2 separate regions of the Homo sapiens genome follow, and region 2 is linked to region 1. Evidence: read pairs that join two places in POLR2A ChIA-PET (ENCODE). Cell type or tissue: CD4-positive, alpha-beta T cell. All regions are shown on one strand. Each heading gives the region's core, and the rest is flanking DNA. Links, peaks and the distances in the headings are about the cores only.

Evidence for each region. Peaks named below come from ENCODE experiments on the same cell type or tissue, not always from the same donor. Only the 100,000 strongest peaks of a DNase experiment are listed, where the experiment ranks them.
Region 2: POLR2A ChIA-PET joins it to region 1 with 6 read pairs; 3 of 35 experiments call an interaction of 5 or more read pairs at or near these places.

What each region holds. Positions count from the first base shown.
Region 1 is chr9:31,344,935-31,350,446 of GRCh38, reverse strand. No RefSeq gene overlaps it. Among named protein-coding and RNA genes, the nearest start is that of LINC01243, 34 kb to the left of the region's middle. RefSeq lists enhancers at 3,142-3,201, 3,232-3,301. In CD4-positive, alpha-beta T cell, for the core only: no CTCF peak of the experiment used is centred there; a DNase peak (open chromatin) is centred at 3,206; H3K4me3 peaks cover 657 bases; H3K27ac peaks cover 2,745 bases.
Region 2 is chr9:31,414,450-31,419,961 of GRCh38, reverse strand. No RefSeq gene overlaps it. Among named protein-coding and RNA genes, the nearest start is that of LINC01243, 36 kb to the right of the region's middle. In CD4-positive, alpha-beta T cell, for the core only: no CTCF peak of the experiment used is centred there; no DNase peak of the experiment used is centred there.

The sequences.
Region 1 (5,512 bases), core at 310-5,309:
TATGTTTTTGAGATGCAATCTTGCTCTGTTGCCTAGGCTGGAGTACAGTGGCATGATCTCCACTCACTGCAGCCCTCCTGGGTTCAAGCAATTCTCCTGCCTCAGCCTCCTGAGTGGCCAGGATTATAGGCACCCACCACAACACCCAGCTAATTTTTGTATTTTTAGTAGAGACGGGGTTTCACCATGTTGGCCAGGCTGGTCTTGAATTTCTGACCTCCAGTGATCCGCTCGCCTCTGCCTCCTAAAATGCTGGGATTACAGGCGTGAGCCACTGTGCCCAGCCTATTCTCCTAATATATTTTAAAGCAGGCAATGGTATTTTTAAGGACTGTGGAGTTAGCTGGATTTGGTTAGCAGTCTTTGAAGCCTTGAAAAGGAAAAATAAGTTTATGTTAATCAACTATTAACTCAAGGCGCTCTATGGCAGTGTACAAAGAGCACCTTTTCTTCTGTAACTGCAGGGCACAGCTTCAGAGGAGACTGAAGGCGTGGTCTCCACAGGTGTTCTTGGCCAATTTCAGCACCCTGGTAGAGAAAGAATGGGATTTTATGACCTCGAGTATAGCCATTTTGGCAGAAAAACCTGAAAAATCTCTAAACACTGGATTCTCTCTGACTTTACAGGATAGAAAGTGCAGTTTCCTCCTTTTTGTCAGGGTGACATCAGCCTCCCCTGGCCCAGAGAGTCTGTAAGAACCTCCCCTAAGTTAGGGAGCTCACAAACAGGGTTCATAAGATAAGGCACCATCTCTATCCTTGTCCCTGCGGATCAATGACTAGAATTGCTTTACATCATAATTTGAAAGCCAGGAGTAGTACATTCCTTGCTATTGTAAGAAATAGTTCATTCATTGAAATTGTTACTTAAACATAAGTTACACGTCTCATATTGGCAGGAATGAAGAAACACAGCTGGAGGATCTTGACATTATTGAAACAGATAGTGGAATAGAAGACTGGATAAAGGGGAACTTAAGGACATAGTGGTTAAGTCAACTCATATTTGCTGTATAATTTTTAGTGTAAAATGTTTATATTTTGGTTCATCACAGTTACTAAGTAAATACTAACAGCAAATTGGGAAATAAATAAATTGGAATTGGTTTATAATTAAAATGAGAAGTTTATAGTCCAATTTATTTTAACTTTTATTTTAGGTTCAGGGGTTGCGTGTGCAGGTTTGTTACATGAGTATGTTGTGTGACACTGAGGCTTGGGATATGAATGATTCCATCACTCAGGTAGTGAGTATATATGCAATAGGTAGTTTTTCAACCCTCAACCCTCCCCTTTCTTCCCCCAACCCCAGTAGCCCCCAGTGTTTATTGTTCCCATGTTCGTGTCCATGTGTAAAAATGTTCAGCTCCCACTTATGAAACAATGTGTGTGCAAATTGTCTTAGTTTAAAGAAGATCTTCTTGAAGATTTGAAGTAATATGCTTTCCATTCTCCCCACCCTGGGAGGATTTACACCAATGTGAGAAAAACAACTAAAACTGAAATAATTTTACTGGAGCTGCAGGATATTGTACGCATTGCCCAAATGATCATTTCCATTTCTAACATATGTTACCTTTGTCTTTATGAGTTTGGCTCAGAGAAGAGATAATGAATGACAGAAAGATAAAGATTAACATTTTAGTTTGAAAATCTGAATGTCAATTTGGAGAAGTATCATTCTCCCACTATAAAATATCGATTCAGAGAAAAATATTTGAATTCCTGTTTTCTGTTTAGAGTTTCATTCCTCTTGGGATATTTCTGAGGTTATCATAACACTTTAGCAACTGTTTTTTAAAACAGAGCCTTCTTATTCAGATTATTACATTGTTTCATGCTGATAATGATAGCACAGTTGTTTGGATTGAATCTATTTTACCAAACTAAATGCTTATATCCTCTCCCATTTTGACAAATTTCAAAGTGCCTCTCAATTGTTGCTGTAATCTTTAGATCCTGTGGAAGGTTTTTTCCACACTTTCAATACTGACCTCTAAAAGGTAAATCAGTATACTTCTTTAACACTCACAAATTAGTAATCATCTGTAGAATGCTTAGAATCAATTGTTAATTTTCAGCATCTTTTGACCATCACTGGTCTGTCTCTGACCTGTCTAGCTGTAGGGGATAAAAGCTTATAGCATGTGAGGTTGATTTCTTTGATTTCTGATTCAGTGGATATTATTCTCATCAGAACATTGAGAATGCTTTCAGCATCACTGAAACTTTAAGACAGTTGGCTCTCCCATCTCAGGTGTGCCAGGAGGCAGTGTATGTGTGTTTACATGAATACTAACCAACAGCTGTCCCTCTCCAAGCCTTTGTAGTACTATCTTCTCCCCATAAGGTTTTTTAGTAGGTTCCAAATTGAAGTCACTATGCTATATGTTGTCTACATCAAGCAAAGCCAACATAATATGTCATCTCTTGAGGAAATTACATCCGAATTCAAAGCTCATTGTGGCACACTTTTTCAACATTTGATATTTAGAAAAATACTAACATCTACGATTCTTTTTTCCTTGATTTAAAATGAGATAACTAAATACATTCTAGTATTAAGTGAGATACCGTATTTAAAGTGATTAGTGTCAAACTTTACATCCAGCAGTATTCAATAAACATTAACAGTCATCACTATTATACTGAACTAAAGCTCTTTGTCTCCAGATATTCTGCTCTAGCTAGAATGTAGAATTCGTAAGAAAAAATTGTTTCCATTTTTTGGAAATTGTTTCCTAGATAAATTAAAAGTCCTATGTTTTTAAAGGCAAAAAGTGCTGGTGATTCAAAAGACTCTTAATGATTATGTTCCAGAGAAATACCAGAAGTTTCTAGAAAAACAGAAACCAGTGATCTCTTCCTTCTCTCAGGCATATGTTAAACCTCGGCCACGGGTGGGTAGAGGATCAAGCCTGCCAAACTTAAAGGGACTGTTATGGGATAAGGAGAAACCAGCGGAATGGATAGCAACCATTTGAACTGATGTGATAGATTCGAGTATGTGGGATCCCAAATATACAGCTAAGTTTTTCCTGCCTGCCAGTTCTTTTTTACAGGACATTTTCTGAAAGCATAATAGAATTGAAGGCTGGAGGATGGATTGAAAAACAGAAATAAGTCTTTGAAGTCCTGCTGTACTTATATCACAACATCCTGCTAGATGTACGGAACCACATGTTATTCTTAAGAACAGGAAGCTAAAAGGAAACTGAAACTCACTCAGCAGCAAAAACAAACAGGCCAAACAACTCAGCTCAGCCCTGAAAGGATTAAAGTATTGTCCCCTGCGTGTAAATGTATATCAAAAGAGAAAAATATAATAGTATTTGGTCAAATTACAATTTTTTTTGAACACAATATTTGGTATACAAAAAACATTTACATAAGGGGCAGAAAACCGTAAAATTAATATTCATATTCAACAGTTAAATAAGAAAATGGGAACAGAACAACAAACAACCTAAGTGTTAGAAAAAACACTTTATAAAAATGATTACAAATAAGAGAAAAATCAGAGAGAAAAGTGGACAAAATCAATGAAAGTATTGGTCATTTTAACAGATGGCTGAGAATAGGAGATTATTATTTTCACAGAAATTTTATAATTTTATAAAAGAACCAAATGTATTTTCTTCAACTAAGAATTTTTTAAAATCTTAAATAGTGTTGCTTGGATAGGGTAACAGCAGACTTGTCACAGAAGAAAAAATGGCTTAGAGAATTTAAGATACATTAATAAAACTATACAAAGTATAGAGTGAGCATAGATTAATTTATAAATAAAAGAAAAAATTAAAACAGAGTATCAGTCTTCTGAGGTAATGTCAAATATTTTTCCATGTTAGGAGACTGAGAATAACACAGAAAGATAATTAAGACACAGAAAATTTTGAAGATACAATATGAAAGAATCTCCTAAATTTGTAAAACCTTTAATATGAATTTCAGTAAGCTCATTAAACCCCAAACAGGATTAATACAACACAAATACACATATGCACCAACCCAAAGCATATCATAAAGGCTTCATAAAAATGCTTTTAAAAACTTAAATATTGTCATCACTGATAATGAAACCCAGATGACCAGAAGGCAATAAAATGTCATTTTTAAAGAGCAAAAAGGAAAAGAAAATCTAGTCAATAGTTTTTAATCTAGTGAAATATCCTTCATAAATGAAAGTAAAATAAATAGATAACTGGAAAAATGAAAGCTGAAAAAAATTTGTCTCCAGCATACCCACAATAGAAAAAACAAAATTTACTCTTCAGGTAAAGGAAAAATGTTTTCAGGAAGAAGCACAAATCTGCAGGAAAGTATGAGAATGATAGATTAATATAGATAAAGATAAAAGTCTATAATAAAACATTAAAAGATCTGTGTAATTTTGGATGTATGGCTTAAGTAGAATAAAATATGGTATTTATTTATATATCAATAATAACAAAAGATTGTTATTCTTGTTAACAGATTATTAAAATATTAATTCAAACTGAGCTCAAGTTAGCCATATGTATTTTAAAGTGCTAAGTAAACATTAAAATAGGAAAAGTGAAATGCAATAGTGCTGACAAAATAAAAAATTACTTGAGTTCCTCAAAAGAGACAAAAATGTAAAAAGAAAAAACAGAAGGAAATAGCAATAGCTTGTATATTTTAAAACAACCTCATCGGTAACTATATTAAATATAAATGGTCTAACCACTCCAATTACATTAGAAAAACTGTCAGATTTTATAAAAAGAGGCTTAAATATAGGCAGTTTACAAGTGAACCACTTAAGTATAAGCATAGATTTCCAGAAAAAGTTGAGCAAACTACATGCAAATAAAGTAGAAAGATGAATATAATAACTAAAGTAACAGCAATCAGTAAAATAGAAAATGGATTAACACAAAGGACATTGAAACAAGCCAAATTTTGTTTCACTAAATAGGTTAAAGCAAGAAGGAACAAAAAAAGAGAGAAAAAAATTTCTAACAAGATGATTGAGAACAGGGGATTATTATGAATTATAAAATATTTTAAACAGGAAGAGAATATTATGAGAAACTTTATGTCTATAATATAACTTAAATAAAATAGGCAAATTCTTTGAGAAAAATAACTTTAAAAAACTGACACAGGAAGAAATGGAAAACCTGCACAATTCCATGTCAGTTAAAGAAATCGGATCTGTCATTTCAAACTTTCTCATTAAAAAAAATCTTTAGACATAGATAACTTTTCTGTTAAATTCTATTAAATATTTATAAAATATATAATAGCAAACCTATGAAAAAAATTTTCAGATATTCGAGGTATAGATAATGTTTCTCTACTTGCTATCCAAGATAGAACCCTGATAATAAAACCTGGAAAATATTACTTGAGAATAAACTCCCTAATCAATATCTCTCATGAACTTGAAATAAATTTAAAGAATTGCCTGTTTTCATGTAGTAATGTATGAAAATGCTGATATATAATAACTAAGTGTTTTACTCTCTGTGAATGAATGGTTGTT
Region 2 (5,512 bases), core at 349-5,348, 69 kb before region 1:
TCCAAGGGATGCAGCACCCACTAATTAAATCTAAAGAATATAGCCATCCCACACTTAGAAGAAAGTCTGCCATTGGAGATCTTTCATTTAAATGTTCTAGATAGTGGATTATGATATAAAGGTCTTTCACCTACTGTAGTGATGCAGGATATTTTCTTGACCCCTTTCTGGGGCTCACGACAGGGGGGCCCGATTTACTCAGCCTGTCCTGCTCACCCCATTGCAGGAGGGAGCGTGTAGGGGAGCAAGTGCAGGAACCAGCCAGCCACTTCAGTGCTGGCAGGAGCAAACTCTGTGAAGGCACTGCTGCAGCATCCAGGTTGGGGTGCCTGCAACCCCAAGGCCCCAGAGGTTGTGTTACAGTGCTCTTTTAGCTCTGCAGTCTGTGGACAACAGTGTGTTATCAGTTCAGTGGGCCCTTTGCCTTGTTGAGTGGGGCAGCTGCCATCTGCCAGCAAGGGCAAAAGGCCGGTGTGACAGCCTTTTTGGGTACCCACACTTGGTGGGTCCCAAATTCTTGTCTAGTGCCCAAGAAGAATGAGGTCATGTGAACAAATTGAAAGATGGTGAATGTGGAGAATTTCATTGAGCGATGAAAGTGGCTCTCAGCAGATAGGGGAACTGGAAAGGAGACGGGAAGGGAAGGTCGCTCTCTGCTGAAGTAAGGTTGCCTCTCTCCGATGTCCAGCTGTTGTCTCTGGAGTCAAGCTGCTTCTTCTTGTCTAGCTACTCTGAGTCTAGGGTCTTTATAGGCACAGGGGGGCAGGGCAGGCCATAGTTAGTTTTGGAAAAGGCAATATTCAATTTTTAAAAAGAAATTATTCAGAAAGAACTGCTCAGGAGAGAGTGGACACACATGGATGGAAGTTCTCACTTTGGGCTGCAGGTTTCAGGCATTTTGGCTCAAAGGTGGGGGTTTCGCCAGGGACCCACCCCTGTCTGCCTAGAGTTTCTCTACCTCCTGTCTCTATCACTAGCAATATACAATCTGCATTTACCTATCCTTTCTTGGCTCTGTCTCCCTTGTTTACTTAATATGTTAATGAAACTCCTATCAGTGCACAATAAATTAATTACATACACATAAAACAGTTATACGATATAAGGTCTGTAAAAATATGGACTTTTTAAAAGAAGAGCAATGTATAGAAATGATAAGGTTACTCATATCCCTGGCATGTTTGTTTAATAAATATATTATTTTCTCATTACTACCTATTTTTGAGGGTAGATGCAACATAAATATTACAACTGAAAGTTAATGTAGATCCTTACATTCCATAAAAAGTTGGCCTACTTCAGCTCACTGTTTTCGTGGTTTAACCAAAAACGAAAGCGAATTTAAGCAACCTTGTGTGTAATAGAACGTAACTTTGAGCTATGAAATGTCATATTGCTTATATGTGGACTGTGAGAAAATAATCTAAGAATTTGTGAAACTATTCCATAATTATTAAAATATGTTGCTATAGAAAGCAAATGGAATACATATTTTGTATGTTTGAGAGTGAGCAGTTAAACTGTAATTTTCTGCTGTAGACAGTTATCTAAGATGGAGTCACTGAGCTTCTGAAGTAATTAACAGAAAGAATAAAAATCATGTTTTTGATTTACGAGATAATTTTTACTAGAATAAGGTTTATATGTGTCCTCTTTACTCATTAGATAATTTTAAGTGGCTTTCTATTTATTATTAAATGTGGGAACTGTGTATTTAATGCACTAATAATTTTACTCATTTGAGAAGATTGGAAATTTTGCTTTTTCCTACCATGTATTAAAGGAATAGCATGTAAAAGACCATATCCTAATCAGAGTTGTTCAAAGGGGTATTGAAAGTCAGTATCTTTAACAAAGAAGTGTATGACAGTTATACTTAATCATTTCTGCCACTTTTGAATTTTTATCTAAGTGAGTGATTATGTAAATAAGCTAGCTGTTTCCCTGATGGACTAGTGTCATTTCATGCCGGTAGAAACTGGAATGAAACAAATTAAGAGACATTATATTACTCTATATTTTCATGTGAATTTATATCAAGAAGGGGTGGTGATTCTGAATTTTACACTAATGTGGCTTTTATTAGTGCACAGTAGCTATGTCCACAGAATGTCATGTGTCACTTCAGCTGTTAATTTTAATACTTCCATTTTTAATGGAATTTGCAACAAATTACCTGTGATGGTAAGATTCTACTTTAATATTAAGTGTTATGATTTCAAGTGTTCACTACTCTAGTGATATGATGATAGTTTAAGCTAGCTATGCGCTATGGCTTTGTTCTCATCCTGATTTATCCAGTTCCAATTTTCAGACAGTCTCAATATCCTCTGATGTAAGAGACCAATGTGACTGCAGCCATTTACTTGAATTCTGTGGCTAACATACCCTATAGACATTATGGTTTCCCTCAGTGGAAAAATGTATGTAAATATGTCTTTTTGAAGTGTGGTTCCTTTTCCCTGATTCAAATTTCCTCCAATTTCTATCTGCTTTTGTTTACTGTCTGGTGGCTTCAAAGAAACTTCCCTTACAAGTACCTAATTGCCGTATGAAGGGCTATTAGCCTAATGATAGCTATTCCACCATTACCAGAACTATACGTTTTTAAGTTACAGTTCTTTTCCTCTTTGTATGTGGATCCATTAAAAAAAATTAGAAACAATAGGATTTAATTACAGAAATTACCCTGTGTAAAAGTTTTGTAATGAACTTACTTCTAATTTTAAAAGATCCTTTTTTTTCTAAGTTACTCTATCTGTGAAGCACTGTGGTCTTTTTTAAATTACTTGAACTTTTAGGATATCATACCATTAATAGTCATGTTGACTCTATACATAGGGATTTTAATGAGCTTTATGATCATGAATTTCTAGTTATGATTTTTAAAAATGTTCTTGTTTTTAATAAGTAGCAAGAGGTGCATATTTCTACTTTCATCAGCAATATGTTCTCAACAACAGCTTTAAAGGTTTAGGTTCACTTTGAGTTCAAGCAGATAAACTGCCCAAACTATTATTTAGAATAGATCAAATTAAACCCTTGTTAGAGCGTATTCATTTACTCCAGAAAATGTTATGCAAGTACATGAGTGAATATTGGAAGACAAACAAAGACAACAAAAATATCAAATAAAAAGATCAATATATTGCCCAGAAACTAACAAATTATTGATCTACATGCATGCATTTTCACAACAGAAAACAAAAGAACTAAAAACAATAAAATAAACATTAGGTGAGAAGTATCTTAACTAACATGAAAATTGAAAAGGGGTAAAAAAATATGAGAGTCCCCTATGTGGACATGAGATATGTAGTCAATCTAGAGTTTTAGTACATTTTCATTTCATTTTAAACAACTGTTGATCTAATTTATTTTATCTATAGTATTGTACCCTATTATTCTGCGTACAGACTATAACATCCCTTCTTCACCATGCTCATATGAAAGAGAATGAAAGGGAAGGACAGTGGCAAGTGTGATATACCCAAATATTTAACCTCGCCAATCAGACATTGGCTCATAATCCCCCTATAAATCCTCATTCACACCATCGCCCAAGTGTCTACAGTGGGTACCGCAGCAGCACTTCACGTTTATCTTTCCCACTTACAGTAAGTTAAACATGCAATTACTGTCTTCTCCAATTCTCTGAAAGTCTGTTTCACTTCTATGAATATTTCCTTTTTCTAGTTTTGGTTTACTATAGCTTTGACCTCAAAGAGCCGCTGTCTATGCCCCCCACCCTTTTTTTTTTTTTTGAGACGGAGTCTCGCTTCTTCACCCCCAGGCTGTAGTGCAATGGCACAATCTCGGCTCACTGCAATCTCTGCCTCCCGGGTTCAAGTGATTCTTTTGCCTCAGCCTCTTGAGTAGCTGGGATTACAGGTGCCCACCACCACACCCGGCTAATGTTTGTATTTTTAGTAGAGACGGGGTTTTTCCATGTTGGCCAGGCTGGTCTTGAACTCCTGACCTCAAGTGATCCACCTGCCTCAGCCTCCCAAAGTGCTGGGATTACAGGCGTGAGCCACCGTGCCTGGCCTATGCCCTTCTTTTCTCAATGTCTCTCTCTTACCTAAATAGTCTGAGTAAGGTTTCTTTTCAAGACAGCACCTAAAATACAAAGTTTCTGTTAAGAAAACCTCCTTTCTCTGTCACCGTAACAAGAGACTTGGATACTAAAGGCCTGCCTGTCCTTCCATACCTCCTCATTCAGCAAGTAAAATACACAAATAGATATCTCAATTTTTTTTCTATTTTATTTTATTAGTAACTTTTTTCTTCCTAGATTAAGGTACGCACACACACAGACACACACACACACACACACACACACACACAAATCCTGAGGTAGCTTATTAATGATCTCTGGAATTTCCAGAATTTTCAGGGCTAGGGAAAACTAAGAACAGGATTATCCATTTCTAAAGCTAGATTAGATCTCTTAATTTTGCCTAATTTAAGACAGAAGTCATCTGCACATCCCTGCAAATTTTAGATATTGCCATAAAACCAAATTAGTACAATAAAATGTAATGGTTTCCTAACAGAAAGCACATTCTAGAATTTAATGCACTATTGATTCCTTGCCAAAAGGAGAAATATCTTGAACTGTCCTCATCTAAGAAGAATTGCACTTTGAAGACTGGCTGTCAGTTCACAGCATGAAGCAAATGTTTCAAAAAAAAAAAAAAAAAAAAGAACAAGCTGCTCTTGAGCTACAAGAAGGATGAGAAACTGAAAACTATCAATTCTGTATTTTTCACCTTTTCCATTTTTCAGTGGATGTTTATAAAGCAAATCAGTGTGTCTAAGTTTTGACATGACAGCCAAGTAAATAGGCCAAATCGTTTGCCGCAGTTGTAATCATGACAAACTGACATATCTTGGTTTGATTATTCATAATGACAAGAAGCAAAAAAATAGGGACATATGGGATAAACAGGCCCCTTGAATTTAGCCACAAATTGTTAAATCTCAGGTCACTAATTGCACAAGTTTCTTCTTACTCTGTTTCTAAGTTTCTTCTTACTCTGCCATTCAAGGAACTTCTCTGATATTGCCCTGATATGACTTTTCAATCTCTTTCAAACTATTAAACTTAAATTGCACTGCATTTTCATGATTTTCCTTATTTTTTTCTATTCTTCTATACATAACTGCTCTACATTCTCTTATCTTTCTACTTTGATCTCTATTCTTTTTGGCCTGCTTCCCACCCAGTTCTGAAGAGTTCAAAATGTACTCATGTTTTAAGACCTAAGTCAAATTCTTGCTATGCGTTAGGCAAATATTCCAAAAGAAATGTGTAATTCCTTTCTCTAAACTAGCAATGAATTCATTCGAAGCAATCTTTTGAGACATAGTATTGTATTATATAATTTATGATAAAAATCTAATCATGCTTCCTTGATTGTAAGTATCAGAGTTAACCCTTACTTATGTTACGGGCATCTCAATTACAATATGATCAATATCTGTTTAATTACTGAATGATTATCCAGTT